Linked DNA regions of Homo sapiens: region 1 is linked to region 2. A link is a loop called in an ENCODE intact Hi-C map of the cell type or tissue named here. Cell type or tissue: spleen. All regions are shown on one strand. Links, peaks and the distances in the headings refer to the core of each region. The heading gives the core; the rest is flanking DNA.

The links. A loop is a pair of places that touch in the nucleus more often than their neighbours do. Peaks named below come from ENCODE experiments on the same cell type or tissue, not always from the same donor. Only the 100,000 strongest peaks of a DNase experiment are listed, where the experiment ranks them.
Region 1: it touches region 2 in a loop (6-fold over the local background); 16 of 110 quality-filtered maps call a loop at or near these places.

What each region holds. Positions count from the first base shown.
Region 1 is chr22:26,323,815-26,339,281 of GRCh38, reverse strand. All of the region lies in intron 9 of SEZ6L (seizure related 6 homolog like), which reads right to left. Among named protein-coding and RNA genes, the nearest start is that of SEZ6L-AS1, 85 kb to the right of the region's middle. In spleen, for the core only: CTCF peaks have their summits at 7,873 and 8,072 (motif pointing right); no DNase peak of the experiment used is centred there; H3K27me3 peaks cover 3,308 bases.
Region 2 is chr22:25,455,616-25,471,082 of GRCh38, reverse strand. MIR6817 (microRNA 6817) reads right to left here and starts at 15,437; the gene lies at 15,372-15,437. It also overlaps the pseudogene CRYBB2P1. RefSeq lists an enhancer at 15,267-15,370. In spleen, for the core only: CTCF peaks have their summits at 8,180 and 8,394 (motif pointing left); a DNase peak (open chromatin) is centred at 8,372; H3K27ac peaks cover 769 bases.

The sequences.
Region 1 (15,467 bases), core at 3,660-11,659, 870 kb before region 2:
GTCTCCTTCTCCTTAATGTTCTTTTTTGTTTGTTTTTTTGAGCATCTACTATGAGCCAGGCACTGTGCTGAGCTCAGAAGGGTCACAGAGTAGTGATCTATTTAGATTTGTAAGCCAGGGATTGTGGCAGGAGTTATAACCAAAGTAAGGACAGAGAAAGTAAGGACAAACTCAGATTAGGGGCATCATGGAAGCATTCCTGCAGTAGGTGATGCTTCTTGCTCTGAAACCTCAAGAAAGAGTAGGAGACCTCGAGGCAGATAAACACAGAGTAGGGAGTCCAGGTGCAGTGGCTTACACCTGTAATCCCAGCACTTTTGGAGGCTGAGGTGGGAGGATTGCTTGAGGCCAGGAGTTCAAGACCATTCTGGGCAACAAAGAGAGACCCTGTCTCTACAAAAAAAAAAAAAAAAAGAAAAAAAAAAAGTCCGGGCGTGGTGGCTCACGCCTATAATCCCAGCACTTTGGGAGGCCGAGGCAGGAGGATCACGAGGTCAAGAAATCGAAACCATTCTGGCCAACATGGTGAAACCCCGTCTCTACTAAAAAAAGAAATTAGCTGGGCGTGGTGGCAGATGCCTGTAGTTCCAGCTACTCGGGAGGCTGAGGCAGGAGAATTGCTTGAACCTGGGAGGTGGAGGTTGAAGTGAGCTGAGATTGTGCCACTGCACTCCAGCCTGGGCAAAGAAGCGAGACCCTGTCTCAAAAAAAATTTTTTTTTTTTGGTGTGGTGGTGCACCTCTGTAGTCCTAGCTTCTCAGGAGGCTGAGGCAGGAGGATTGCTTGAGCCCAGAAGTTTGAGGCTACAGTGAGCTATGATTGTGCCACTGTACTCCAGCCTGGGCAATAGAGCAAGAACTCATCTCACAAAACAAAACAAAACAAAAGAAAACAATGAATGATGGGGAGAAGGCAGAGGGAAGAAAGGAGTAAGACCATGGTTCCTGAAAGAATTTTTCCAGTGGTCAGTGTGCCTGGGGTATGGGGATAGGCATAGAAGCCTGCAGAGTTCTGCAGGGATTAGATCATGAAGGGCTTAAAGAGCCAAGCTTCAACTTTTGGACATCATCTTGCAGGAGACGGGGAGACACTGAAGGGTTTTATACGGGAACTGTATGACTGAGCAATTCAATGCCAGAGGAGAGGTGTTCTGGGAAATGGCCCTGAGCAGAGTTCCTGAAACTGATGCAGACTGACAGTGGCCCTCCCTGCTGATAGCTTCATCCAATGGCCAACAGTGGTGTTTGCTGCTAGTCCGGGAGTTGGGAGGTGAGGTGGCAACTACCCATGTTGGTGTTTCAGGTGGTCAGAACAAAACAACAGAAACACAAAGAAAGGTATTGAAAGTTTGCTTCTGGGAGGGCAGGGATTGTATTTTATTCACCCCAATACCTTCCACCATACCTCTCGTAGTTCCTCATGTAAAGTTGCTCCAAGGGGTGGCTTAGGAAGATTTTGATTGCCGCCATAATTTTCACCAGTTTCCCCTATGCTACTCCCAAAACATCTTCAAATAAAAGCTACCTGCTTGCTTTGCACACATGTCTTCAAGACAAAATCCCCAGACTCCTCCTACCCCCCTGACAGTTTTTAACCAGATTGAAGCCCCTAAACCCCTGCTGTATTGAAATTCTGGAGTTGCCACTTGTTCTTGCACACAGTAGGTGCTCAATAAATGCTAAGGTATGAAAGAGCCTCCCAGAGAGTCTACTTGACAGCAAAAATAGTGGGACTGATGTCAGCTTTGGACCTGTAGTAGGGGAGGGCCTCTTTAGCTCTACGTACCATGAAAACATCAATTGTTCATGAAAGTGCCGGATTAGACTAGTGTGAAACATGGTAGATGGCAGATATATTCCTTAAGCCGACTTCACAGCTGATCCGCTGGTAACAGTAGTTTACAGACAATGCACATCTTGGCTTTATTCTTTCACTTAAATGGCCAAAACGCAGTAGCAGCATCTTCAAGGGTGAAAATAGCTTTCATTTTAAAACCATACGGCAACTCTTTGTTCTCCATAAAATAGGATGGAGCAATGTGCAGGGAAGAGCACACTGGCTTGGAAATCAGAAAGCTTTGGTTTGATTCTCAGCTTTGTCACTTTCATGGAAGGCATGTGATTTTTCTGAAATTTCTTGTCTGTGAATCAGCCTTAATATTCCTCGTCTATGTCATGAGCTCTGGGGATGAGGTGAGGCAGGCAGAAGGTCTGGATTCAAATTCCAGCTTCAGCATTAGCACCTGGGCAAGCTCGGTGATGTCATTTGAATGTTATGTTGTTATATTCCACTTTCATTTTTGGCATCATCATCGTTACCATCACCATCATCACTATCGTCATCATCATCATCACCACCATCATCCTTCTTTGGATTTCTGTTTATGCCAAATGACATCAGATGATTTATGTCAGTGGTTTTCAACTAGGGGCAGTTTTCCTCACAGGTGACATTTGGCAATGTCTGGAAACATATTTTTCCTAACTAGGTGGGTACCATGGGTGAGTGGAGGCCAGGGATGCTGTTAAACATACTACAGTGCACAAGACAGCCCCTCAACCCAAAAAAGTATCTAGTCCAAAATGTCAACAGGGCTAAACTCGAGAAACCATGACTTATATAAATGCACATTGTAAACGGTGTGCAACAGACCATTAAATGCAATTTCTTCTGTTGTTCTGAAATTTTAGCAGTGTCTCCCTAAGCTAAGAACAAGACAATAGGTGCAGTGGATTTCCACTTTCCAAAGAGAGATACTTGGCTGTTGATTGCATTTGGATTCTCCAGATGCAGAGATCAAGCAAACATACAAATGCCTTTTGAAGTCTGGCTTGTCTGGGAGGCCATCCTAGGCAGCACTGGTGGGGAAATGAGACAAGAAGAAGGGAAGGACTCAACGAAGAGGGGATTGATGAGCAGGTTTCACTGTGCATTTTGGGTTCAGTCCTGCAGGAATTTTAGAGATGGTGCAGAACACATCCATAGGGAGAAGGAGCTGGGGTATTTATCCTCCAGTTTCCATCCTTTATTGACTGAGGGATGCTCCTGGATGTGTTGAGTCCCTAGAACTTCTGGCTTGCCCATGTGACCACATGGCATCAGAGAAATGCTGGAGAAGTGGGAAGGGCCTTGCAGTAGGAAGTCATTATGGGCACATGGTGGCAAGTATTGCACGGCTTAGACAGAGTACCAATGGCATCATCTACTAACATCGATGCAGCTATTCCAGTCTGAGCCCTTCTTCCCACCTCTAGCTTATATAAGAGAAGGAAAAGAAGGCACTGGCCATTGAGGAGGCTGGCAGGAAGGACTGCCTTGAGGGGAGTGGTCACTGTGGGGCATCATAGGAGGGAGGGTCGAATGTGTATCACCCTCACATTAAGCCTAGTGAGGAGGGCTTCAAGGGAACTCTTGGTGACTTGGCAGGTGTCTTTCTTTTGTGGCTTGGATAACAGTAGCTGGATTTGATGCTCACCAAAAGAAATGATAAAATCAGACTGGGGATGCCTGCCTGCCTCTGGTCAGAGCAAGGAGAATAAAAGCAGATATTGACAGTGAGCATCCCATCACTGATGACAGTAGGGATATGATCTATGTTTCCTGGGTCTAGTTGTGAACCTTGCAGGCAGAAGCCAACTATAGGTCTCCTTAAAAGTGGCTTCCTACTGAAAGGGTGATAGAACCCCAGCAAAAGGGAAAGTTAAGAGCAGCTGTGCTCAGGAGACTTTCACACATTTAATATCCTATTAAAGACAGAAAAAAAATCAGCATTCTATATATTCTATAACATAACAGTGTAGCCAAGTTAGAGTCTCCTATTCCCTTACCTCCCATGCCCTTTGCAAAATTCCCAGCCAGAGGAGCACAGTTGAGGGAGGGATGAAGTTTCAAAATGAATGATACTTAGGGTTATAAGATTTTCAGACTGGACTGCACTTATTGTGACCAGAAGACCTATGAAAACGCAGCTTTCACCCAGAGGAAAAAAATAATATAGGATGTGCCTGAAGGGTCACTGGGAGAAATAATCAAGTTACTCTCTGCCTCATTCTTCTGAATCTTTTTTGACAGACTGGTTCCAATTATGTACACAGAGTTTGGCAATTTAGTTTTTTCCCCTCAATGCAAAGAGGAGCTTACATTTTCACTTGCTCATCCATGTATTTACCAAGTGCATCTAGCATCCCTGGAATCGGACCTTTGTAAGCAACCGAGATGAAAATGTGTTGAGTTCACTGCAGGGAGAGCCACAGGGCAGAGTGTGGTTTTCCGCTGAGGTCTGAATTGAGATGTCAGCTAGATACGATCCAAGGAGGCGCTAGGAAAACGGGATGGCAGTTTGACTCCAGGATGAAGGGGAGATGGAGAGATGCTGGCAGGCAGGCAGGCTTGGTCTGACTGTGACTGGGAGTGGCAGGATCCCTTCTGGGAGGATCCTGTAGGACCACAAAGCTTCCCAAGACCAGACCCTGCCCACTCTGGCCCTTCTCAGGTGCCAGAGTGAAAGGCTTTCCACAGGCACAAAGTGTGAGCTCCTGGCAGAAGATCTCAGCTCCCATCTCCCCCTCTACATCCACCTCTTTCTTCTTGGTCACTGTCGCAGGCTATCCTCAGACCATCATCACCTTTCTCTTGGGCAGTTGGACAGCACCTCGGTGGTTTCCTGACTTCATCCTCACCTGGCCCTGATACTCCTCCCCTTAGCAGCCAGATGAATCTTTCCAGAAGGTAAATCAGATCTGCTCCCTCAACAGATCAATGAATAAGCAAAATACGGTCTATTTGTGCAGCGGAGTTATTATTCAGCCATAAAAAGGAATGCAGCACTGGCCCACGCCGCAGCACAGGTGAACCTCGGAAACATGACATGCAGTGAAAGAAGCCAGCCACGAAAAGCCACCTGTTGAATCACTCCATTTATAAGGAATATCCAGAATAGGGAAATCCACAGAGAAAGAAGGCAGATGGGTGGTTATCAAGGGTTAGGGGGTGAGGAGAAGAATGCGGAACAATTGCTTAATCGGTATGGAATTTGTTTTTGGGGTGATGGAAATGTTTTGGCACTAGATACAAGTGTTGGTTGCACAATATTGTAAATGTATCACATATGTAGATATATATATTGTATATGTTAAAATGACTAATTGTATGTTGTATGAATTTCACCTCAATTAAAAAAAAGAAACATCTTAGGATAGAGTGCCAACTTTTAACCCTAGTCTCAAGGCTCTATAGGTCTATCTTTTGCATTGCCGCCTGCCCCGTCCCTGCCGCCTCATTTCTGACTCTCTCTCTTCCAAGCCATTGTTTTACCTCCAACCAGACTGCATTGCTCATCAGTCTTTCCAAAGCACGATGCTCTTGGTGACCTCTGGGACTTTTCACATTCCCTTCCCTGTGCTCTGAATTCTCCACCTGGGAAACTCCTACCCACCCCTTAGTTTCAGCCTTCCATGATTCACTATTGCACAGAGCCCCCAGCATCCCCTCCTGGTCTGGCCTGCAGCCCTTGTGCTCACCCTCCTTATGGAGCTCAGTCATTACTTGGGGCCCCATTGGTCTGGGGATGCTCATCTGCTGCAGATCAGGAGCTCCCTGAGGCCCTCCCATGTCTCACTCACTGCTGGCTGTATCCCTAGTGCTCAGCACCATGCTGAGTGTGTGTCTCGGGTGAATCAGTGCCAGCTCAGGGCATAGGGCCAGGTTTCGGGCTCAGATCTTGCACAGAGTAGACTGTGGCTTTGACCCCAATTCCTACCTAGGACCCTAACCCCGACTGGACTCTTCCCTGCTCCAACCTTGGGAAGGGGACTCCTCTCAGCCAGTGCCCTGGCTGCTTTCAGCATGCTCCCCAGGGTTAAGTTGAAAACTTTGGTATCAGAGGGAGGCTGCCTCAAGGGATTTCTGCCCCGCCTGCCTCTAGGGCTTCTTGTTGGCCATGCCTTGATCCTTCTTGGATATGTAGGTCACTAGAGTCAAGTCCAATGCCACCTGACACCCTGCATGCCTGAGAGGCCACTCCAAAGCCAACCCGCTGGCTTGTCCAGCTTGTCTAGCCTCCTCTCCTTCCCCACCTTGACCCTGCTCTGGGCACATTCTGCAGCCCCTTCAAGGGCCTGAGCAGCCATTTGTGGACATGCCATTTAGTGTTACCACTTCTGGCTGCTTCTTTAAATCCTCCCTTTCTCAGGGCAGTGGAAACACTGGTCCCATTGGATAGCTTTTGAATGGGAAAGCATTTCACAGGACCCACATTTAGCTTTTGAATAACAACAGTGCTGTCCGCCAAGTATCAAGCATTCAAACAACCTCACAAAGTAAGACTTGCTCCATTATACAGATAAGGAAACTGAGGCTCAACCAGGAAGGTCAAGATTCAAACCTACGTCTTTTGATGCCAAAGCTTGAGATCTGAACCACCATTTTATACAACAGCCCATGAAAGCCACATACACACGTTTTCAAGAAGTGTGTTCCGATTGAGTCTTGTGTCAGAAAACATGAATAAAAAAACACAAATTAAATATTCAGAACAGCTGGGCATGATGGTTCATGCTTGTAATCCCAGCATTTTGGGAGGCCAAGGCTGGAGGATCACTTGAGTTCAGGAGTTCAAGACCTGCCTGGGCAATATAGTGAAACCCCCATCTCTATAAAAAATAAAAACATTAGCCGGGCACGGTGGCACATGCCTGTGGTCCCAGCTACTCAGGAGGCTGAGGTGGGAAGATCACTTGAGCACTGGAGGTTGAGGCTGCAGTAAGCTTTGATTGCACCACTGTACTCCAGCATGGGTGACACAGTGAGATGCTGTCTAAAAAAAAAAAATCTGGACTGGGTGCAGTGGCTCACACCTTTAATCCCAGCACTTTGGGAGGCCGAGGTGAGTGAATAACCTGAGGTCAGGAGTTCAAGACCAGCTTGGCCAATATGGTGAAATCCCATCTCTACAAAAAGTACAAAAATAAGCTGGGCATGGTGGCATGCACTTGTAGTCCCAGCTACTCGGGAGGCTGAGGTAGGAGAATTGCTTGAACCTGAGAGAAGGAGGTTGCAGTGAGCCGAGATCGCGCCACTGCACTCCAGCCTGGGCAACAGAGCGAGACCCTGTCTCAAAAAAAAAAAAAAAAAAAACATTGAAAATCCTCTCTTCCAGCTGTTTGAAAATGAACAACAAATTATTGTTAACTATCGTCACCCTACAGTGTTATAGAACACTAGAAGCTATTCCTCCTATATAGCTGTGATTTTTGTATTACAGACATCGTTTTTTAAAAATTAAATTAAATTCTTTTTTGAGACACAGTCTTGCTCTGTTGCCCGGGCTGGAGTGCAGTGGCACGATCTCAGCTCGTTGCAACCTCCACCCTCCCCGGGTTTAAGCCATTCTCCTGCCTCAGCCTCCCAAGTAACTGGGATTACAGGCACGTGCCACCATGCCTGGCTAATTTTTGTGTTTTTAGTGGAGACAGCATTTCACCATGTTGGCTGGGCTGTTCTCAAACTCCTGACCTCAGGTGATCCACCTGCCTTGGCCTCCCAAAGTTCTGGGATACAGGCTTGAGCCACCACGCCTGGCCCAGACTTCTTGTTTTAAAAAGATTTTGTCTCCCTAACATTTTACATTTCTTGGTAACGAATGTTCTTTGTGTTTTGTTCATGGTTATTATCGATCAGGTATAACAGAGTTTGCAATAAAATCAGTGTTAATCTAGTTACTTAGTCTGGGTGGCTTAATTTTGATAGATAAAAGCTTTCTGTTATGGTTTTTGAAATATTTAGAAAGATCTGGGGAAGGATATGTAAGATACATAAGAAAGTAATTGCCTCTAGGGAGGAGAGCCAGAGAGGGGGCTGTTTGCTGGGGAAGGATGGGAAACTCAATTTTCACAGTAGACCTTTTTGTACTTTTGAATTTTGAATCGTATGAATGTAGTACCTCTTCAAAAAGGATAAAAACAGCCTAAGGGACCCTCATTGCTTTCACTGGGGTCTAGAGAGTGGAAGAGGTGAGGATAGAATGCAAATTAGAATCTGACACAGACCAGCGAACCCATCTCTGGTTATGTAATCCTGCTGCTCACCTGCAGAGGGCAGTGTATGCCTAAGCATGGAATGGGCTGACTTCCCCAGCAGGTGCCCTTTTTACCCCAACCAATCAGGAGCCTGGATGTGGGGAGCAGGTGGTAGGTGAGGTTGGTAACTATTGAGCTAGAGTCAATATTCCGGAGAGGGCATAGAAAGACATGATGAGCAAGCCACCTTTCTTTTCCTTATTCCTTTCTAAACAAACATTTGACCCTTGGCTTAGAAATCTTGCCTTTAAAAGGCTTTTTCGAGCCTCATTCACAGGACAATTTTAGGTAGGCAAACATACTTTGAAATGTCTAATGTTTATGCATTTCTTTAAATGCAAATTAGAAAAATATATAAATATATGGTTTGCACATTAAACTTCTAATTTCATGGACATTATTTTGGCTGGAGTAAGCCAAGTGAAAAAGGCAAGCCAATTTACACGCAGTTTCGGGAAAACAAAAACGGTAACACAAAAAGAAGTAGCTGGTAATAGAATTGGACTGTGGAAACCGCAAAAATTAGCCCACAGACTAAAGTCCAGTTTCTCAGCCTGACCTCCCAGGAAGTCCACAGCTGGGTCTCAGCCCATCTCTTGCTGTCTCAAACATCCAGTACACCAAGCCCCTTGCAGCTCCTAGACCCTTAAAGCCTCCATCTTTCATGCCTTAGCTCATGCTAGTCTCTCTACCTGGAAAGCCCTCTCCTCTCTTCTCTGCTAGAAAACACCTTGCTAATTCCTCAGGATCCCTCTGTCCACCCTGCATTTACAGCTATGTAATAACTAGCTAAGGTTTTCAAGTGGCTTTTCAAGGCACTTTACATGCACCATTTCATCTTATCCTCGGACTAACCCTGTAAGTACGACTCTTCACACCCATTTCACAGATAAGCCAACTGAGGTGCCCAGAGGTGAGGAAACACGCTTAAGCTCAAGCAGCTGGTTATATAGCAGAGCCGGAATCCAAACAGACGTCGTTGGAAGACAAAGCCTGAGCAACAGACCAGCAACCTTCATCTGCCTGTGTCGGCTCCCTGAAGGCACATGTCTTCACCCCAATCCCTGGAGCCCACCCAGGGCTTGGCACAGGTGAAATAAAGTTCACTTAAATGAAGGAATGACGGCAAATTTATGTCCATTTTCCAGATGAGGAAACTGAGGCTCAGAGGAATTAAGTGACTTTCCTAAGAAAACACTATCTTGCCCTTCAGGCAAGATCTTTATGGAACAGTAGAGATAGTGATGAAATAAATCATAGGATCTAAAGAAAGGAAAAACAAGAATCAAAACCTGTAAATTCCGTTGTATGCAATAAAACTTTGATAAAATATTTATAGTTTTTTTTGAAGGCCTTAGAAGGGACATGTTTAAAGTTGTTTTGTATCTATTTTCTCATCTGATCCCCTCACCCACACAGTCAGGTGGTCAGAGAAAAAACATTATGAATCCCATAGAGGAGTAAACTGAGCCCCAAAGACCCAGGTCCTAAGGCCTCTGTGCTCATTTCAGATGCAGCACAACCTTGCCAGGCACCTCTCAGCAACACAGAATTGTCGAGGGGCCTTTGGCCCAGTGAAACCCAATTAAATTTGCTTTCAATTTAATTTGATAAAATGGCAGACAGGCCAAGAAACCATGTCAGCTCCAGGGAGGACACAGAAAACCAGTATCTTTGGCTCCCTAATAGGACACCTTAAAACACACAAAAATGATGAGTTTTCTTTTTCTTTTTTTTTAAAGATGGTGTTTCACTCTGTCATCCAGGCTGGAGTGCAATGGCATGATCTTGGCTCACTGCAACCTCCGCCTCCTGGGTTCAAGCTATTCTCCTGCCTTAGCCTCCAGAGTAGCTGGAACTACAGGCACCCACCACCAAGCCCAGCTAATTTTTGCAGTTTTAGTAGAGACCGGGTTTCACCATGTTGACCAGGTTGGTCTTGAACTCTTGACCTCAGATGATCCACCTGCCTTGGCCTCCCAGAGTGCTGGGATTACAGGTTTGAGCCACCGTGCCCAGCCTGTTTCCTTAGTCTCTTCTTTGTTCCTTCTCTCTTCCTTTCCTTCCACCCTCTCTTCCTCTCTGTTTCTCTCCAAAAATATTCACCAAAACGCTTGTCCACTCCAGGCTGTGAACCCACTGCCCCGTGGTTCTCAATCCTGGCCGCACCTCAGAATCCCCGCGGAGGTTTAAAAACTCCTGATCCCAGGTTGTACTCCAGACAAATCAGGCCATCAGAAACCCTGGGGGTGGAGACTGGGAATTAGTGTCACTTAAAACTCCCATTCCCAGGGGGTTCTCCTGGGCAGCCAGGACTGAGAGCCACAGACCTGGAGTTTGCAGCCTGAATGAGACCCAGCCCTGACTTCAGAGAGGCTCCCAGTTTCCATGGCCTTTCTTCTTTTCTTCCTTTTCTCCATCTCCTCCTCCTTTCTCCCTTTTCTCAATTTCCCTCTTATTCCCAAAGAGAAAAAGAGTAGGAAAGAGATTCCTGCTCTCGGCCTGCCGTCCCCCTGGGCCTGCCCCACGGGCAGCTCAAGCAGTTTCTCATTTCCACATCTCTGGACTGAGCCATTTCCGAAGGCAGTGGGCGAGGCTCTGGCAAGGTCACCGATAACGTTTTACACCTAGCACCATGACCAGGAAAACCCAACAGCTCCCCGGCTGCTTTGCCTACAAAGACGGCTGTCCTTAACTACCCTGGTGTTTCACCTCCAGCACAAGAGGCAGCATTAAGAGAACAGGTTCAAATTCTAGCTGCAGGACCTTGAAGCAGATTAGCCTCTCTGAGCCTCAGTGTTCCCACCTGTAAAATGGGGATAATATTGTTGACAGCTGTAAATAACAATTAATGCCAGGAATTCCACTACAAGAGCATTTTTCCTCTATTACAAAAACTATTTATAAGGAACTAGGCACCCTGCTGAGGGGCAAGGGCGGCGTGGCAACAAATCCTGGTGTGACGAGACCTCAGTAAAGGGCACTTATGCTGCCACCTTTCTGACCTGTGACTGGACAAGAGGCTTCCCAACCCGGGTCTCAGTTTCCCCAGATGCAAATCGCAGAATCCACAAATTGTAAAAAAGTCCATTAACAATGGCCATGACCAAGCCACTGCATGCTTCCCTCTGTGGAGAAGGTTGGACCCACACACTTTCCCCATTTCCCCACTCAATAGCAAGGAAGGGGTTGATCTGGGGAATACAAGGCTTTAGAAATAGGCTGCTGAGGCCTGAGTTTTCCAGACTTAGGGGTGACCCCAGATGGCATCTGTGGCCCTTCCATGAATTTCCTCTGTGGCACTGCCCACATTGCTTCCTTTTTCTGGATGTAAGCTTCCCCAGGTTTATAAAACACGGAGTGGAACCCAGGGCCTTCTACATTCCGGGACATCTAAGTCAGGGTGCGAGAGCTCACCTTGAGGGAAGCTTGATCAGCTGGTGAGGTCGGATGTGTATGTGGCAGTATGTGTGTTTGTGTAGTGTGTGGCGCATGTGCGTGTGGTGTGTGTGGGTGTGTGTGGTGTGTGTAGTGTCATGTGGTGTGGGCGTGGTGTGTCATGTGGTGCGTGTGGTGTGTGTTTAGTGTCATGTGGTGTGTGTGGCATGTGTGGCATGTGTCGTGTCATGTGGTGTGTGTGTGGGGTGTGTGTATGGTGTGTGGTGTGTGTGTGTAGTGTCGTGGGGTGTGTGGCGTGTGTGGTGTGTGTAGTGTCATGTGGTGTGTGTGAGGGGTGTGTGTGTATGGTGTGTGGTGTGTGTAGTGTCATATGTGTGGTTTGTGCGTGTGTGTGTGTGGTGTGTATGTGGTGTGTGTATGGTGTGTGTAGTGTCATGTGGTGTGGCATGTGTGGCATGTGTGTGGTGTGTGTGTGGGGGTGTGTGTGGTGTGTGTAGTGTCATGTGTGTGTGGTATGTGTGGGGTGGTGTGTGTGTGTGGTGTGTGTGAGGGTGTGTGGTGTGTATAGCGTGTGTGGTGTGTGTGTGGTGTGTGGTATATACTGCCACACACACACAGACACGCACGTGTGCAGAGGGCGGTGGGCCGGGGCTCTGCATTGCTGGAGGAAGAGTTGACAGAGCTTCTCCCAGCAGAAGCTGGCAGTGGCTGGGGTCGCCGCTTCCTGCCATTCTGCGTCCGCATCGTGCACATATTCTCGAAGGCCTCCCCTGGCGAAAGCCCTGGCGTGGCCAATCCGAGCGGCCAGAACACCCCCAGGAAACTCCACACAGGGGCCGTCCCCGCCTGGCGTGGGAACTCCTCCAAGAAAAACGAACTTTGAAACCTGGAGGGCTTGTCCCAGCTTCTCCCCGGAAGGCCCCAGAGGGGTTTGCAGGGGCTTCCCCAGGCCTCGGCCATCACAGGACCATGCCAAGCCAATGCTGCTGCCCCTCTGCCTCCTGCCTGGCTTCCTGCCACCTCGGCCCACCTCTGCCTTCCTCCCAGGGGTGCTGTCTAAACAGCAGGTCTGACTACACTGCTTGCCTGCTCAGCTCTCAAGGGAGGCTGGCTGCCTTCAGGATGAAGTCGATTCTACTCTGTGAAGCAGGGTTGAGGGGTGATGAGGGGTGTGAGGCTGGCACTCCTGGGTCTAAGTGGCAAGCCATTTCACCCCTCGGAGGAGGATCACTGTCCTCATCTATTACATGGAGAACAAATCGTGTGACTCTCCTAGGTTGCTTTGAGAATTAACTAAGAGGTAACGTGCTCAGAACAGAGCTTGGCACAAAGGTAAGGGCACGTGAGTATTTTGGCACCACAGTAATCCATGTGAGTGATGATTGTCATCTCCAGACCTCTGATAATTGGATGCAACTCTAGCCACATGGTATGCGCTCAATAAACACTTGTCGAATAGTAAGTTCAGGAGGACAGCGCATGTCAGGGACTCGTAAAACAAGCAGTCGTGTCTCCCTAAGATGTCAGGTCTAATTGCATTCGAATGCCTTGAGCTTGTAGGGGTGCACCGACAAGGCAATGTCCAGCTCAGACAGACAGCAGGTCCCCTCCCAAGTAGGCTCTTGCAGTCACCAAGGCGAGAAGAGCGTGGCGTGGCCAAGGAGCAGAACATGGGCATGTGTTGGTGGAGGACCTAACCCTGGTGCTTGTGTTTCCAAGTTACCACCACAATCCCCTGCAAATCGTGGGGGAGAGGAAGCTAATCAGTCAGGTGGGATACCTGGGTAGGACCTGTGTATGGATTCTCTTCATTCCTACTGTAACACTCAAACTGCAAGCTCAGAGGGATCAATGTGTGTGTGTGTGTGTGTGTGTGTGTGGTGTGTGTGATCGTGCAAAGGAGCTCAGTTTGTACACAGGACCATGGGCCATGGAAGGGATTAATCGTCATCACAGCTGCCAATTAAATTGTTGAGTGTGTGTAATGTACTAAGCCCTTGCCAAGTGCTTCTGCACATGGTATGATTTCATCATCTCAGAACTCGAAGAGATGGGTACCATTGTTATTTTCATTTGAAAGATGAAAGAAACCGAGGTCCAGAGAAGTGGGGTGACTTTATCCAAGGTCACACAGCCACTCAGTGAAAGAATTGAGACTAGAACCCAAGACTTCTTACTGTAGGTGAAGGCTTTTTCCTGTCCCTGAAGGAATTCAAGATCTTTCCAGAGTGTCTCCCACATGCTGAAAGCATCATGTAGGGAAAGAAACATTTTCTGAGTCTTCTATATGCCAGGCACCAAGCCCTAGGTGCAAATCTTGTCTCTTATTCTTCCTAGCTGTGAGATTTTACACAAGTTCCTTCAGCTCTCTGAGCCTCGGTTTCCTCGTCTGTAAAATGGGGATAATGATGCTCAGATCTCATAGGATCATTGTACACAGTAATATCATTTGGAGCTTTGGGCTGGGACCAGGAGACCTGAGTTCTAATCTCCACTCTTCTATGGTCATGGTAGCTTGAGGGCAAAAATGATCCCAAAGCTTGGCCCCTCTCTGTATCCACACCATACCTCTGGGTTGGCCCTTGCTTTGTAGCTTGCCATAGGATATGGCAGACGTGCGGCTGTGCCACTTCCTAGTGTGGGCTCAAGAGGCCTTGAATGCATCTTCTTCCTTTCTTGAAACTCTGGCCAATCACCATGGGAACAAGCCCAAGCTAGCAATTGGAGGATGAGAGGCACATGGAGCAGAGATGCGTGTCTATGTCAATCCCAGTCTATGCCCACCTAGACCACGACAGCCAACCCATCCCCAAATACATGAAGAAGGCCAGTGGCTGCCCATAGACCCACCTGCGAGCCCAGCTAAGACCAGAAGCACAACGCTGATCTCTAGACTCGTGAACAGAAATACATGCCTGCTGTTTTATGCCAGTGAATTTGGGGTGGTTTGTTATACAGCAATAGCTGACTGATAGAGTGGTCTTGGGGCAATCTCTTCCCATCTCTGGGCCTCAGTTTCCTCATTTGCAACATAATGGAATTTGGGCTCTATGAAATTTTCTGCTCCTTCTCTAATTCCTTCGAACTTTTGGCTCCAGGGAAATCCTGTCTCCTCTTGCTAATGGGCCAGAAGATCTGAGTTCAGCCAGTTTTATTTTTGTCGTGGCCATTTCTCCTGTGATTTTTGCTGATATCTGGAAATCTATTCTCCCAGGGCTAACGTTGTCCTCAACTCCTGAATCTCTCTCCTCCTTTCCTGGCTCTCAGGTAGAATTCTTACAGTCCAAAGCAGCTATATCTCTGTTTGAAGAACTGAAGTGCCTCTGGACAAGGCACTTAATTTTTAGGGCTTGGAATTAACTTAGCACAGAACAGGTTGGCAGCAGCTGAAGAGGACTGTTCTGCAGCTATCAATCATATGGTTACCTGGGTTTGTTATTAGGCCCTTTTATTTCCTGGTTAGAGAACTGTGCTGGGGCTCATAAACAGGGAGCAATGTTGGGAACTCTGCAGAGGAGCAAAGGAAGGCACGCTGGAGCCTGATTGAGACTTTTTCCCTGCAGAGATGGATGTATGTTCGCAGTAGATGTCCAGGAAACGGGGAGCAGGAAACACTTTGAGCCTCAGTTTCTTCTTCTGTAAGATGGAGCTCGGAATTTCTCTCATGTGGAGCACTTCCCTACCGTTTGTGTGTGTGTGTGTGTTTGTGTGTGTGTGTGTGTGTGTGTGTGTGTGTGTGTGTGGTTAAAAACTGGCTTTGGTCTTAGAGACCTGGGTTCAAGTCCTGACTTGGCCACATCCTAATTGTGTGACCTTGGGCAAGCAGTTTCATCTCTCTCAGCCTCAGTTTCTTCATCTGTACAAAGGAGTAGTCACACTGACGTGATGTAGATATTGCATAGGGTACTGATATTGCATTGGAGAGTGAAATGAGTTACTATAGGTAAAAAAAGCATGTAAAGACTGGCACATTGTAAGTACTCAATGAATGTC
Region 2 (15,467 bases), core at 4,013-12,012:
AATTTTCACCTCCCTGTCTGCAATCCTGCTGGAAATCCCATTAGTGACCCCATCCACTATCCTCTTTGGAAATGTCCTTATCCCTAGTATGAATATCTGTAATTCCCTACAGTTTTCAACCTGGGGTGATTTTGCTCCCAGGAGACACTTGGCAATGTTTGTATACATTTTTGGTCATCAAGTGTTGGGGGTTGCTACTGGTCAACTGGCTGGTAGAGGCCGGGGGGTGCAGTTAATATCCTGCAGTGCACAGGGCAGCCCCCACCACACATCAAGAGGAGTAAAGTTGATTGCGAAGCCGAGGAGGGCAGATCGCTTGAGCTCAGGAATTCGAGATGAGCCTGGGCAACATGGAGAAACACCATCTCTACAAAAAATAAAAAAGTTAGCGAGGTGTGGCGGTGCATCTGTGGTCTCAGAGACTCAGGAGGCTGAGGCAGGAGGATCACCTGAGCCCAGGGAGGTTGAGGCTGCAGTGAACCCTGATGGTGCCACTGTACCCCAGCCTGGGTGATGTGAGACCCTGTCGCAAAAAAAAAAAAAAAAAAAAAGCGGTGAAGTTGAGAATGAGTAGCCCTGCCTAGAATGAAAGCATTTATTGGATACTTTCCTTTACACTCTCTAGACTGAGATGCTTGGAGTGTTCTGGTAGTACCCAAGGTAGAAGGAAGCATTACAAGTTTAAAAATGGAGAAATTATGTTTTTATGCAGCAGCTGGGCACCAGGCTATGGATTCATCACTTTGTAGGCCACATCTCCTGCCAAGCAAGCCACATGCACCCTGTTTCCAGATGAGAATGTTGAGACAAGGTTGGTTAAAACACGCAGTTCTGAAGAGTTACTGTAACAGATTCTGGAGTCTGTGCTCTGGAAGGGAGGAATGGGGGTGGTCACTAACTCGAGGAGAGGGAAGCATTTGTGCCTGAACAATGAGAGTTGTTTTCAGATGAAGAAATCGGCACATGTTGAGAGAACAAGACAAGCTTTTTATCCGAGTGCTTGATTTTCATTACAATGACAGGTGTCTCCATGGCTTCGTGCTTGGAAGTGACTAATTCTAAGGAGTCTTTCCTGTTGGTCAAGTCCTAGTCTCTGGGTTTGACTACTCATTCATTCATTTGATCTTTCATTCATTCAATAAATACCTATCAAGCCTCAACTATATACTGTGCTCTGTGGATATATTGAATGCAAAATCAGGCGTGGCCCTTGCCCTCATAGAGCCTAGGAAAAGAGATGGAAATGAAATCAAAGAACTAAATAAATACATATAGAGCAACATGTGTGATTAGGGCTTCCAAAGAGAGGTGAGCAAAGCAGAAAATAGCACATCAGAAGATTGGCCTGGCCATAGAAGCCAGGGAGGACGCTGGGCCGAGATTCGAAGCCTGCATAAGGGGGATAATTACGTCAGGTGTGGTGGCTCACGCCTGTAATCCCAGCAGTTTGGGAGGCCGAGGCAGGCAGATCACTTGATCTGTCAGGAGTTAGAGACCAGCCTGGCCAACATGGTGAAACCCTGCCTCTACTAAAACAAAATTAGCCGGGCATGGTGGTGTGCACCTGTAATCCCAGCTACTTGGGAGGTTGAGACAAGAGAATCACTTGAACCTGGGAGGTGGAGGTTGCAGTGAGCCAAGATCATGCCACTTCACTCCAGCCTGGATGACAGAGCAAGATTCCGTCTCTAATAATAATAATAATAATAATAATAATAATAATAGGAATAATTAGGCAAACTGGGGGAAAATATGTTTCAGGAAAAGAAAACAGCATATGCCAGAGTCCTGTGGCTGGAGGACTCATCAAGGGTACACAGGACAGAAAAAAAAGTTTATATACATGGTAGGAAGCTAAAGAGACAAAGCAAGGGCTGGTCCACACAGGTCTTGTGAGTTAGTAATTAGGATTTGTATCCAGAGGGTGAAGGGGAGCCATGGCAGGTTTAAGCAGGAGGGTCTCATGATCAGATTTGCATTTTGAGATCCCTCTGACTTCTGCATGGGATTTGTAGGGGGACAGAGGGAGTGCAGACAGACCTGTGAGAAGTGCTGCTGGGGTTGTGTGAACAAGAGAGGATGCGGGCCTGGATCAGGGGATTGGTGAGAAGTGTGTGAATTTAACAGAAATTCATTAGCTCAGATGGGTGATGGAAGTTCAGGAGAACTGCATGAAGAACTCATACACCCTTCTTTTGGGATCTCCTTCAGGGCTGCCCTGCCAAGGCTCCCAGATGCCCGCGGCCATCACCAATCAACTCCCCTGCTCGAGATGGGGAGCAAAGATTTGGTTTTAGGAAGCCACTATTGTGGTGGACTGTGGCTCCCACCTGGGCCTGGCTTCCAGCCTGGATTCCTCGCAGAGCCTGTCCAGGGCAGCCACAGGACGCAGGGACTCTCAGCCCTGCACACTCGGGGCTTCAAAGGCCACAGCAAAGGGGAGGCCCAGAAAGAGCTATTTCAGGCTTCCTATTTTTAAAGCCGGGGTCAGGGTGCCCTGCTCACCACCAACATTTCCAGTACTGGAAGCTTCAAAAACTTCAACTCCCTCCAGCCCAGCACCAGAGACAGGCTCTGTGCACAGGGCTGTGCAGTGACCATGGGCAGCCAGGAGAGAGGCCTCCAGCATGGGTGGAGGAGGTTTTGGAGTGCCGTGGTGCAAGAAAAGCCAGAGAGGTTGACCACCATGGGTGGGATAGAGCCCTGGGTTCAAACCCAGCTTTTTCATTTTCCACCAGCATGGCCTTGAGCAAATCATCTCCCCCTTTCTGAGCCTCAGGGGCTCCCCTAGAAAATGGGAATAAGCCACAGGTGGTCATAGGTGGAAGCGTGAGGACATCAGCCAGCAATCACTTAATAAATGCCTCCTGTGAGCCTGTCATGGTACGCGGTGGTGGTAATGCAATTGTGAACAAGATGTGCTTCACTGAGCTTTCATTCTAACAGGGAAACCAACATTAAAGAAAAATTGAAGGCTGGGGGCCGTGGCTCATACCTATAATCCCAGTGCTTTGGGAGACCGAGACGGGAAGATTGCTTGAGCTGAGCCCAGGAGTTTGAGACTAGTCTGGGCAACACAGCGAGACCCCACCTCTACAAAAAATAAAAATAAAAAATTATCCGGGCATGATGGTGCACACCTGTAGTCCCAGCTACATGGGAGGCTGAGCCAGGAGGATCACCTGAGCTCAGGAGATCAGGGCTCAGTGAGCTGTGATGGCACCACTGCTCTCCAACCTGGGCAAGAGTGAGACCCTATCTCTAAAAAGAAGAATATAGTTTGCCTCCTGAATATATAATAATGATGAATATAAAGTATGCCTGGAAGAAAAGGAGGATTTGGCCAATATGTGGACCAATCTTTTTGACAGAAACTGCTATCTCAGGAAATGGCAGCGTGAGCCACCTGGTTGATGTTTCCTAATTCCTGGATTAATGGAGAGAAAGAAAATTTAAGCCCAATCCACTCAAAGTTGCCTTCTTTAGTGAAAAAAAGAATAACAACTTTATGAAGAAACAGCATTAACTATAAACTGGTCTTGGAAAAGGAACATATCACCCACCTATTTTCATGAAAGATGCAGAAAGGCGAACAGTTTAAAGAAATACAAAACCCAAAGGCAATGGTAGCCAAGTGCAATGGCTCACACCCATAATCCCAGCACTTTGGGAGGCTGAGACAGGAGGATCACTTGAGCCCAGGAGTTCAAGATCAGCCTGGACAACATAGCAAGACCCTATCTTGGCAAAGCAATGGTTCTCAAACTTGGGTTTACAGTTGGGACACCCCTCCCTCCCAAATTGTGATTCAGTAGGTCTAGGGTAGGACTGAGAACTTGCATTTCTTTTTATTTATTTATTGAGACCCGTTCTCACTCTTTTGCCCAGGCTGGAGTGCAATGGCGTGATCATAGCTCACTGCAGCCTTGAACTCCTAGGCTCAAGTGATCCTCCCACCTCAGCCTCCTGAGTAGCTAGGACTACAGTTGTGCACCACCATGCCCAGCTAATTTTTTATTTTTTATAGAGATGGGGTCTTACCATGTTGTCCTGGCTGGTCTCGAATTCCCGGCCTCAAGCGATCCTCCCACCTCAGTTTCCCAAAGTGTTGGGATTATAGGCCTGAACCAAGGCTCCTGATCGGAACTTGCATTTCTAACAAGACCCCAGGTGATGCCAGTGATGCTGGTTTGTGGTTCACACACTGAGAACCGCGGCTTCAGGGAAGCTGGGAATACCTTTGGAGATTCACTAATATGAGCCCTGCTTCACTGAGTCTCTTTTCTCACAAGGGGAGACAGGAAGCCCTCGACAGCCTCTTAGGGGCAGAAGGGTCTGGTTTTCAGCTTCGTGCTGGGAGGAGCTTGGGGCAGCCTCTGAGCTCCTTCCCATCCACATCCCCAGCCAGCTGCTTCATCACTTGGGAGGTGATGGTCAACCTGCCCAGCACCTCAGTCCCACCTTGATAGAAACCAATTCCATTGCTGTAGCAGAAGATGGGTGGAGTGGAAATCCATATTCCAGGGGATTCTGAGGCAGGCATCCCATCCTGAGCACGCATGGTTCTCCCCACTGGTTGAGATCTTATCTGAGAGAGAGAACGTGCTCCTCTCCACCTGTGTTTTTTTAAAACCCCACCACTCCGCTCACCTGGGTTGTCTTTGCTTTGAAGACTCACCCCTAGTGGTTTTCTTATTTCAGCCCAGGGTGCACCAAAAAAGCAAGAAAAGTTTTGTTCCTCCCATGTCAAGGTCCTGAGACTCACTCCACAGAATGATCCTGTTTTCCAGAAAAACTTGAAACACCCCAGAGGCCAGCGATGGCCAAGGAAGTGCAGAAAACCCCTCTCCTAGGGCTGATGACTGTGTTTTCAGCTTCTCCCGAGATCAGTGACTGCATCTCCACTTCTACTTTCCAAGGCCTCCCCACGGGTGGGGCATTTTTTAGAGTCACTGCCAGTCAGGAGTGAGAGGGACAGAACACAGCACCCTTCGAGGACTCATGATGATGAAAAGAGAAACTTCCTGGAAATTAAAAAAAAAATACAGAAAAGCACAAAGCAAATGGCAACAATTGCCTAAATGGCCCATACCACAAACTCAACATTTTTTAATAATCTGGCATGTTTTCCAGTCTTTTCTATGTGCATACTTCAAAAAAGTTATGTAACTCATGTATCAAAATCATTAGCATTTCGTTTAAAAAAGAAAATTGGATAGCAGCTATGTTAAATCTTTCTGAAAAAACAAACATTACGTTGATTTATGTCTATTGCTGGATAAGCTGAAGGAAAGGTCAGCAAGCCATGGCTTGTAGGACAAACCTGGCCGATACTTCATTTTATACAACCCATAAAATACAAATAGTTTTTACATTTTTAAATGGTTGGGGAAAAATCAAAGGAAGAAACTCATGTGTTCTCACTCATATGTGGGAGTTTAAAAAGTGGATCTCATGGAGGTAGAGAGTAGATTGGTGATTACCAGAGGCTGGGAAGGGAAGGTGGGGAGGGAAGGATGAAAGAGAAGTTGGATAATGGTACAGAAATACACTTAGATAGAAGAAATAAGTTCTTGTATTCAGGCCGGGCACTGTGGCTGATGCCTGTAATCTCAGCACTTTGGGAGGCAGGGGCAGGTGGATCGCTTGAGCTCAGGAGTTTGAGACCAGCCTGGGCAATATGGCAAGATGCTGTCTCTACAAAAAATACAAAAATTAGCCAGGCATGGTGGCACGTGCCTGTAATCCCAGCTACTCAGGAGGCTGAGGTGGGAGGATTGCTTGGGCCCAGGAGGCGGAGGTTGCAGTGAGCCAAGATTACGCTACTGCACTCCAGCCTGGGTGACAGAGTGAGACCCTGCCTAAAAAAAAAAAGTTCTTGTATTCAATAGTACAGCAGGGAAATTATAGTTAACAATAACGTCTTACAGATTTCAAAATATCCAGAAGAGGAAAATTGTGTTGGGCAATGTCCCCAACACAAAGAAAAGATAAAAGATAAATGTTTGAGGGGATGGGTATCCTGATTACCCTGACTTGATCATTATATATTGTATACGTGTATCAAAATATCACATCTACCCCAAAATATCAATATATTTTAAAATGTAAAAAGTAATAAAAAATCTGTGTAATACATGACAATGAAATTCAAATTTCAGCGTTCATAAAGTTTTACAGAGGTACAGCCACACCCATTCATTTACCTACTGCTGCTTCTACGTGATGCCAGCAGGGTTGAGTAGTTGCCAGAGACCATACTGCCCCCCAAAATGTGAAATATTTACTACCCAGTTCTTTACAGAAAAAGTTCGCCAACACCTACTCAAAGTCTGGTCGGTGGTAATTGTTTGTTACCAATCTGCGATGAGATAAACACAGAAATTGAGAGTAAGACTTTAGAGGCCAGGCACGGTGGCTCACGCCTGTAATCCCTGCACTTTGGGAGGCCGAGGTGGGTGGATCACCTGAGGTCGGGAGTTCAAGACCAGCCTGACCAATATGAAGAAACCCCATCTCCACTGAAAATACAAAATTAGCTGGGATTACATGCTGAGTCAGGAAAATCGCTTGAACCTGGAAGGCGGAGGTTGTGGTGAGCCGAGATCGTGCCATTGCACTCCAGCCTGGGCAACAAGAGCAAAACTCTGTCTCAAAAAAAATGAGAGAGAGACTAAAGAGAGACTAAGACTTTAGAAACTTTTGGCTGGGCATGGTGGACTCACCCCTGTAATCCCAGCACTTTGGGAGGCTGAGGCAGGAAGATCTCTTGAGGCCAGGGGTTCAAGACCAGCCTGGGCAACACAGTGAGACCCCCCCCCGCTCCCGCCCCGTCTCTTAAAAAAAAAAAAGACTTTTAATAATTTGACAGTCTGTTTTAACTGTTAATATAAAAATTTTAAATTGGGGATGATTGTTGTATTTTTCATTTTCATTTCTGGTAATTCATTTTTATATATTCTACTAACTTTTCAGTCCATAAGGTATCAAAAAAGGTAAAATACAAAAACTGATCCCTCACTACAGATGTTTTAAAAAATTCTTATAAATATCAAACATTGTTCTGTAACTTGCCTGTTTTTTTTGTTTGTTTTGTTTTACCTCCGGGAATGTTTCTGAGATATGCCCATGTTGAATATGTAAGGTGTTGTGTATCCCTTTTGTCTGTGGCATGATGATATTATTGCATGCTGATTATTTACTCATTCCCCTTCTCATGGACATGTAGGTTATTTCCAGTTTTTTGCTAGCACAGACAATGCTGTTCTGAGCATCCTGTACCTATCTCCTGGTACAGATGTGGGAGAGATTTTCCAGGGTAAACACCCAGTGAAGAAATAGCTGGGTCTCCAGATTTCTGCATCTTCAACATTACTAGAATCTGTCAAATTCTAATTTTTGCAAAGTGATGGCACCAATTTACATCACTGCAGAAGCGCTTCAGAGTTTTTGTTCCCCAATCCTTGCAAACATTTAGTATTGGCTGATGTCTGAGTTTGGGTTTAAAATTATTAGTAAGCAAGCTTCAGACCTTCATAAGCGTTGAGGAGGTGGTGAGAGGTTTTACCTTTTCCCCCTCCCTCCCGCTGTATCTCCAATTTCCTCCAGTTTCACCTGCCTGCGCTCCGCCCCCCGCAACCCCGCCACCCCCTCTGAGCTGACCTGGCCTGGGGCTGCACCTGTACCTGATTTTCATAAAACCTCCCTCCCGGTTCTCATGCACACCCCACGGCTCAGCATCTTGGGTTCTCTCAGCTCCACTAACCAGGGGCTGCCCTAGGAGGGAGCAGGACTTCCTGGCAACAGGTGACAAGGTAGGCTTGACAGGCAGGCTCCTTTGCTTTGTGTCTCTGGTACATGGAGCAGTGGCAGCGTGGGAGAGATTCCCCAATCACTATTCAATGAATGAATGAAGAGCGAAAAGGCAACTAGGGTGTCATTTATTGAGCAACTACTTCGTGTCAGCTCGGTGACCAGGTGTCTGAGAATTACCAATGGAATAAAAACCCCCGTATGGCCCTTGGTCAGATGAGGAAAGAGAGTCTCAGAGAGGTAAGGTCATTTGCCTGCCGTCACAGGGTCAATGAGTAGGAGATCTGGGACTTGACTCTAGTCCTGCCTGACTCCAGGGGCCTCTGGCTCCACTGCCTGACTTGGGGCTGTTTCCACTGCCTCTCTTAGGGCTGCCCTGTGGCTTCCTACCTGTTTCTGCCAGACTCCAATCCACTTCCCAGGGACTAGTCTGGCTGCTGAGTCCGGCTCTCCAACACCAAGAACTAGTTCCCCTGAAACCCAAGGCTCCTACAGGGCCTGCGCAGCTCAGGCCACCCGGCCATGAGCCCCAAGGATGATGCTTTGCTGACACCTGGTGGCTGCAGGGGGAAGTGGAGCCTTGGGGACGGGAAGAAAGGGTTGGCTGGGTCCTGCGGAGACAGGAGAGGAGGTAACTGTAGGCCCCGAGGAGAGGTGAGTAGGGATGACACGCAGAGCACTCCCCACGCAGAAGGGGGAGGAAGAGGGAGGAAGGACTGGGCATTCTCTAGGAAGTCCCCAGGAAGGCTAGAAGTCCGAGGTCAAGGCTTTGGCAGGGTGGGGTCCCTCTGGGGGCTGCGAGAGAGAATCTGCTCCGTGTTTCTCTCCTAGCTTCTGGTGGGTGGCCCGCAGTCTCCGGCACTCTTTGCCTTGCAGAAACATCACCCCAGCATCATCTTCACATGACATTCTCCCTGTGTGCGTGCCTGTCTCCAAGTTTCCCGTTTTCATAGACACCAGTCACGTTCCATTAGGCCCACACTACTCCAGTGTGATCTACTCTTAAAATAACTAATTACATTTGGCCGGGCATGGTAGCTCACACCTGCAGTCACAGCACTTTGGGAGGCAAAGATGGGAGGATTGCTTGAGGCCAGGAGTTTGAGACCAGCCTGGAAAACACAGGGAGTCCACCCCCCACCCCCCAATCTCTACATGAAATTAAAAAAAAAAAAAAAATAGCCAGGTGTGGTCACACACGCCTGCGGTCTCAGCTTCTCCAGAGGCTGAGGCAACAGGATCACTTGAAAGCCCAGGAGTTGGAGGCTGCAGTGAGCTATGATTGTGCCACCACACTCCAGCGTGGACAACAGAGTGAGACCCTATCACTTAAAAAAAAAATTGCACTTGCAATGACCCAGTTTCCAAATAAGGTCACATTCTCTAAGGTATTGAGGATTAGGATTTCAGCATATGAATTTGGGGGGTTCTCATTCAACCCATAATAATCACCATTGCTCTACTCTCAAACTATTACAATCCCCCCACAGTGAGAGCTTCTAGGGGCAGGGAATCTGTCTTACTTTGTATTCCTACTCTGCCCAGTTCCAGGAGTGAAACAGGCACTCAATAGGTATTGATTGAAGAATCAATGGAGAAACGGACGAGAATAACATTTATTTAGCACTTATTAGTTTCTACCTTTATGATAATCATTTTAAGCACTTTAACAAGGTTTTCAATGTGCCCCCACATCTCTGCATTCCAGCCACCACCGTGCCTTTGTGGAGTTTCTCAGAGCTACCAGGCTCCTCCCACCACAGGGCCTTTGCACGTGCCGCTCTCATCTGAGACACTCTTCTTTGGCCTCTTTACCCCTGCAACTTCTACTCTTCTTTGAGATCTCAGCTCGAGTCTTTTCCTCAAGGAAGTAGCTTAGACTTGTGCAGATTCTGTTTTTTTAACTTTTAAGTTCGGGGATACATGTGCAGGTTTGTTATAAACTCATGCCATGGGGGTTTGCTGTAGATTATTTCATCACCCAGGTACTAAGCCAAGTATCCAAATAGGCACTCAGTGGGTAATGGTTGAAGAATGAATGAAGAAATAGATGTTAGTAACATTTATTGAGCACTTACTGGTTTCTTTTTTATTATAAGTTCTGGGATACATGTGCAGAACGTGCAGGTTTGTTACACAGGTATACATGTGCCATGGTGGTTTGCTGCACCCATCAACCTGTCATCTAGGTTTTAAGCCGTGCATGCATTTGGTATTTGTCCCAATGCTCTCTCTCCCTCTTGTCCCCCACTCCCTGACAGGCCTCGGTGTGTGATGTTCCCCTCCTTGTGTCCATGTGTTCTCACTGTTCAACTCCCACTTATGAGTGAGAACATGTGGTGTTTGGTTTTCTGCTTCTGTGTTAGTTTGCTGAGAATGATGGTTTCCAGCTTCATCCATGTCCCTGCAAAGGACATGAACTCATTTTTTTATGGCTGCATAGTATTCCATGGTGTATATGGAGCACTTACTGGTTTCTACCTTTATGATAATCATTTTAACCACTTCAGCTCATTCAACAAGGTTTTCCACTTTTCCAAATGTGAGGGGATGCTTCTAAATGGAGTCCTAAAAGGGCAAGAATACCTAAAACATTCCTGAAGAATCATGTTATAGGGCCAAATGTTTTGGCACCAGGGATTGATTTTGTGGAAGACAATTTTTCACGGGCTGTGGGCAGGGGACATTAGATTCTCATTGGAGCATGCAACCTAGATCCTTTCCATGTGCAGTTCACAATAGGGTTTGCACCCCTATGAGAATCTAATACTGCCGCTGGTCTGACGGGAGGCGGGGCTCAGGCTGTAATCCCCACCTCCTGCTGTGGAGCCCCCATTCCAGGCCACGGGAGGCCCGGGAGGCCCAGGGGTGGAGGGCCCCTGTTTTAGGGACCTCAACACTGACTACAAAGCAATAGTCATTAACATAATCTGGCAAGAGTGCAGGGATACACAGACTACAGGAACAGAAAAGACAGCCCATAAAATCACCCCACCTGTGGGGAAGGGGATAGATCAGCAAGGCGACATTGCACCACAGTGCAGGAAATGGACTCCTTCATGAATGATTTAAGACACTGGACTTCCAAAAAGAAAAAAAAACTGAATCTCTACCATACACTATATACAAGAATCAGCTCCAGAAGGATTAAGAACGCAAATGTGAACAGCAAATGTTTAAAAAGTTTAGAGAAAAAAATCTATTAGGGAATTTCTTTGTGACCGGGGATTAGAAATAATTTCTTCAAGTTTGGCCAGGTGCAGTGGCTCACGCCTGTAATCCCAGCATTTTGGGAGGCTGAGGCAGGCAGATCACAAGTTCAGGGGTTCGAGACCAGCCAGACACTCAGAGGCAAGGGAATTGCAAGTCAGGTGAAGAAACAAAGGCTCAGAGAGGTTGGGCACTGTGTCCAAGGTCACACAGTTAAGAGCTAAGAAGCTGCAGAACCGTAAGACTCAGTAAGGGTTCTGTTGCCCTACTCATAGCCCAGATACTTGCCAATTCTCATTTCTATCACACACACGCACGCACACACACACACACACACACACACACCAGCTGCCAGGGGAGATCAAAGACCCACAGCAGACAAGTTGCAAGTCACACTTCATTCACTCTCTGGGAGGTCTGGAGGGTTCCTGGGCAGCAGACCTGGGTCCTGGGAAGGAGGCATGGTGGGGTGGGCACTAGTTGGAGGGGTGGAAGGCACCACATTGGTGCCCCTGCATGTCGTGGATGCAGCGCACGGACTGTACCTGAGGGTGACGGGCCCCAAAGTCGCTGCTGTCCTTGTAGTCTCCCTTCTCCAGCAGGTACTGCAGCCCACGGTAGCCAGGGTACTAGTAGCCAACCCACCTGCAGGGCCAGAGGGGAGGGGAGGGTGAACCAGGGGGACAGGAAGAGAAGCAGACAGAGAGAGAGGTGAGGGGAGAGAGATAGAGCATCCATAAGCCACTAGGAAGGGTGAAGCCTCCCAACCATTGCCACTTCCCAAGGGTAAGCAGGACACCCTTTCCACCCCACCCTTCCAGCATTGAGCCTCTGCTTTCTTCCTTCTCTTGACGGGGAGCTCACTGCCTCCTGAAGCAAATTTTGACTGAAGGCCTGTACTATACTGTACTGGGGTCAGAGCAAGGGGGTGATATCTTAAGCTCACTGAAGCTTAGAATAAGCCAGGCCTTTGAACCATCTCCCTCCAGTCTTATCCCACCTCCAAGCCTGGCTGCAAAGTCAAAGAAGAGTTGGGGGAGGTTCCAGGGGCCTTCTGATCAAAGAGGTTCCAGGGGCTACTTAATGAAAGTGCTGGTCTTCTCTCCAGAAAATGTCACACAGGCCTGGCCTGCAAGGATCTGCCTGGCCAGTCTCTGTGAACACCTCCAGCTCTACTTCTCATTCTTATGCTTCCACATCTCTGCATTCCAGCCACCATGGCCTTTGTAGAGTTTCTCAGACCTATCAGGCTCCCCACACACACACCACAGGGCCTTTGCACATGCTGCTCTCGTTGTCTGGGATGCTCTTCCTTGGCCTCTTTACCCCTGCAATTCCTACTGTTCCTTGAGATCTCAGCTCAAGAATCTTTTCTCCAAGGAAGTAGCTTAGATTCATGTGGATTCTTAAAGTATTAACAGTTGCCCCTTCTAGACTGTTGGCTACACAGGGCAGAAGCCAGATCTCTTTAATCTCCTTCACCCTGGGCACCTAACACAATGCCTGGCATATGGCAGCACTGACAGATTGAATGAATGAATGAATGAATGAGGGAATGAAGGGGAATAGGAGCACAGAACTTTGCACACTATTTTAGGAGTTTCACAAACCCCAAGAAGCCAGTATGTTTGGCTAAATTGGTTCTGTTGTGGGGAAAGAGCCTTAATTAGCAGCACTTGCTGATTTCTATGCTGTAAATGCACCCTGTGGCTGGTTTCAAGCTACCAATGATTAGTCAACCAGTTCACACAAATTCTGAAAATTTAAGAGTCAGTTCCAGGTCAGGCACAGTGGCTCATGCCTGTAATCCCTGCACTTTGGGAGGCCGAGGCAGGCAGGTCATGAGGTCAGGAGTTTAAAACTAACCTGGCCAACACAGTGAAACCCTGTCTCTACTAAAAATGCAAAAAATCAGCTGAGCTTGGTGGTGGGCACCTGTAATCCCAGCTACTTGGGAGGATAAGGCAGGAGAATCGCTTGAACCTGGGAGGCGGAGGTTGCAGTGAGCCAAGATCATTCCACTGCACTCCAGCCAGGGCGAAAGTGCGCGCCTCCGTCTCAATTAAAAAAAAAAAAAAAGTCAGTTCTTACAAGCTGGTATAAGCTATTTCCAGCACACCGCTGCCCAAAGCTCATCTGTGGACCCCCATGGAATCCAAATTTTTTACCATGAGAAATCCCTCACTGCTGATGGCCAGGGTCGATGTGCCCAGGAACTTCGATTCAGTGGAAAATGACACCTCCTGTTCCCAAACTTAGGGACACAAGTGGTCAAAGGCAGCATGGGCTGGTCCTCCTGCTTCTCATAGCTTTCAGACTACTCAACTCATTCCTTCCCTCCTGCCTCAACCTAATCCTCCCTCTGCCTCAACTTGCCCCTCTGACATACATGTCTTGCTCACTGGGGCTGAGGTTAAGGCCAAGGTTTCTCCACTCCAAAGGCATACCATTTCCCCAAAGGCAGCTCTAGAAAGAAATTCAGCGGCTGTAAGCCACCTATGGGCAGAGAATTCCCATTTACTTTCCAGTGGGAAGCCAGAGGTCAGCAGAGCACATTGATGTGTGCAAGATCACCAGTGTGTACAGGGCAGAGCAGGACTTAGGACCCCAGAGTCTCAGTTCCTGGGGCAGGGTGAGCCAGGGCTGGCAATGCACTTACATGCCACTCCGCACCCACACAGATGACACCTTCTCCTGGTAGCCATGGGCGTGGAAGCTGGGTACATCGTCATCTATGATTTCCATCTTCTTCCCGGTGAAGTTGGGGTTTTCATAGAGGATGATCTTGTGCTCTTGGCTGTCCTATTGGCAGAGGATGGGGGGAAGTGAGTATGGGTGAGGGGGCCCAGGGTTGGCCTTCCCACCCCATGCTCATGCCCCAGAGTTGGGATCAGCATGTCCCACACATCACTCTCTTCCCAATGCACCCACTACGTGTCTATGACCACTGCTGTTGGATCACAGCCGTTTGTTAAGTTTCTACTGGGCCATTTTCATGTAACAGACACTCTGCAACACTTTGGGGAATGTTTGATTCTGAAATGTCATTTTTTCCTCCTCAAGTTTCTCTTTTATAAATGGTGGCTACGATCTACCTACCCACCCACATATGAACACCCACACATACACACACACGCACACCCACACAAGCGTGCACACATACAGGCACACACGCACACTTGCACACACACACGCGCGCGCACACGTGCACACCCACACATGTACACACACATGCACACCCACACATGTGTGCACACACGTGCACACTTGCACACACACACGTGCACACACATGCACACCCACACATGTACACACACACATGCACAGGCTAACTGTGCCTCTAATAGGCACCTGAGATACTTTGATTTTTCTTCATTTCTACATCTCTTCCCATCCTCCTGTCCCTATGACATTTTCCTTAGTTATCTCATCTCATCCTTTACACATAAAACCCTTATCCCTCAGACATAAAATCCTCTTATGCCATTTAGCAGATGAGGAAAGTGCGGCACAGAGAGGTCAAATGACGTGCTCAAGGCCACACAGCTGGGAGCAGCACAGCCAACTTGGGAACCCAGGTCTGTGGGGTGCAAAGTCCAGTGTTCTCCAACCTTCCAGTAGGTCCTGGGAGGAGCTAGACTGGGCTTGGAGGGTTTGAGAGTGTAACTGAGCAGTGATGGGCCCTGTCCCCTTCCTGAGAGTTGACACTCTCACACACTAGTAAGAATCAGGATCTCAGAAGCACTGAAAACTCACACTGGCACGAGTCTTGAAGAAGAGCTAAACCACCTTCTCCTCCAGCCCCAAACTCATAATTTCTTGTAGTATTTCTGATGGCTATTGGTTATTGAGCAATGACGGGAGTTGCCCAACCCTTGGGCGCGGGGGGCGGGCACCAACCACCTAAAATAGAATGTGAATAGTGCCCTCTGGAGCATTTCATAGTCTTGTGATTGGAGCCTTCTGGAGTTGCAGTGTGACAACCCTCAAGCTAATAAGCACATTGGAACCTCAGGACAGTAGATACCAATATGCCCATTTTACAGATGAAGAAACTGAGGCTCAGGGAAGTAAAATGACTTTTGCAAGGTCACCCAGTGAGGAGGTTCCTCACCAATCAGAAGGGGCACAATGCTAGAGGGGCGGGCTCCTTCCTGGTCCCAGGACCTCCTGCTCCAAGGTGGCAGAGAGAGAAAGTAGGATGATGGCAGGGGGCTCACCACTTTGATGGGCCTCAGGCTGCTGAGTCTGTCCTCTGGCTGCTGGTCCACCAGTCCCAGTGGGCGTACTCGCCCTTCTCAAACACAAACTGCTCGCCCTTGCAGTTGGCCTGTTCATAGCTCACCCAGCTGCCATGGAGTCAGAGAGAAAGGGGGCAGGTCAGTTCCACTCCAAGCTTCCTATGGCAGAATCCTGGCTACTGATGTTGACCCCTAGGGTTCACT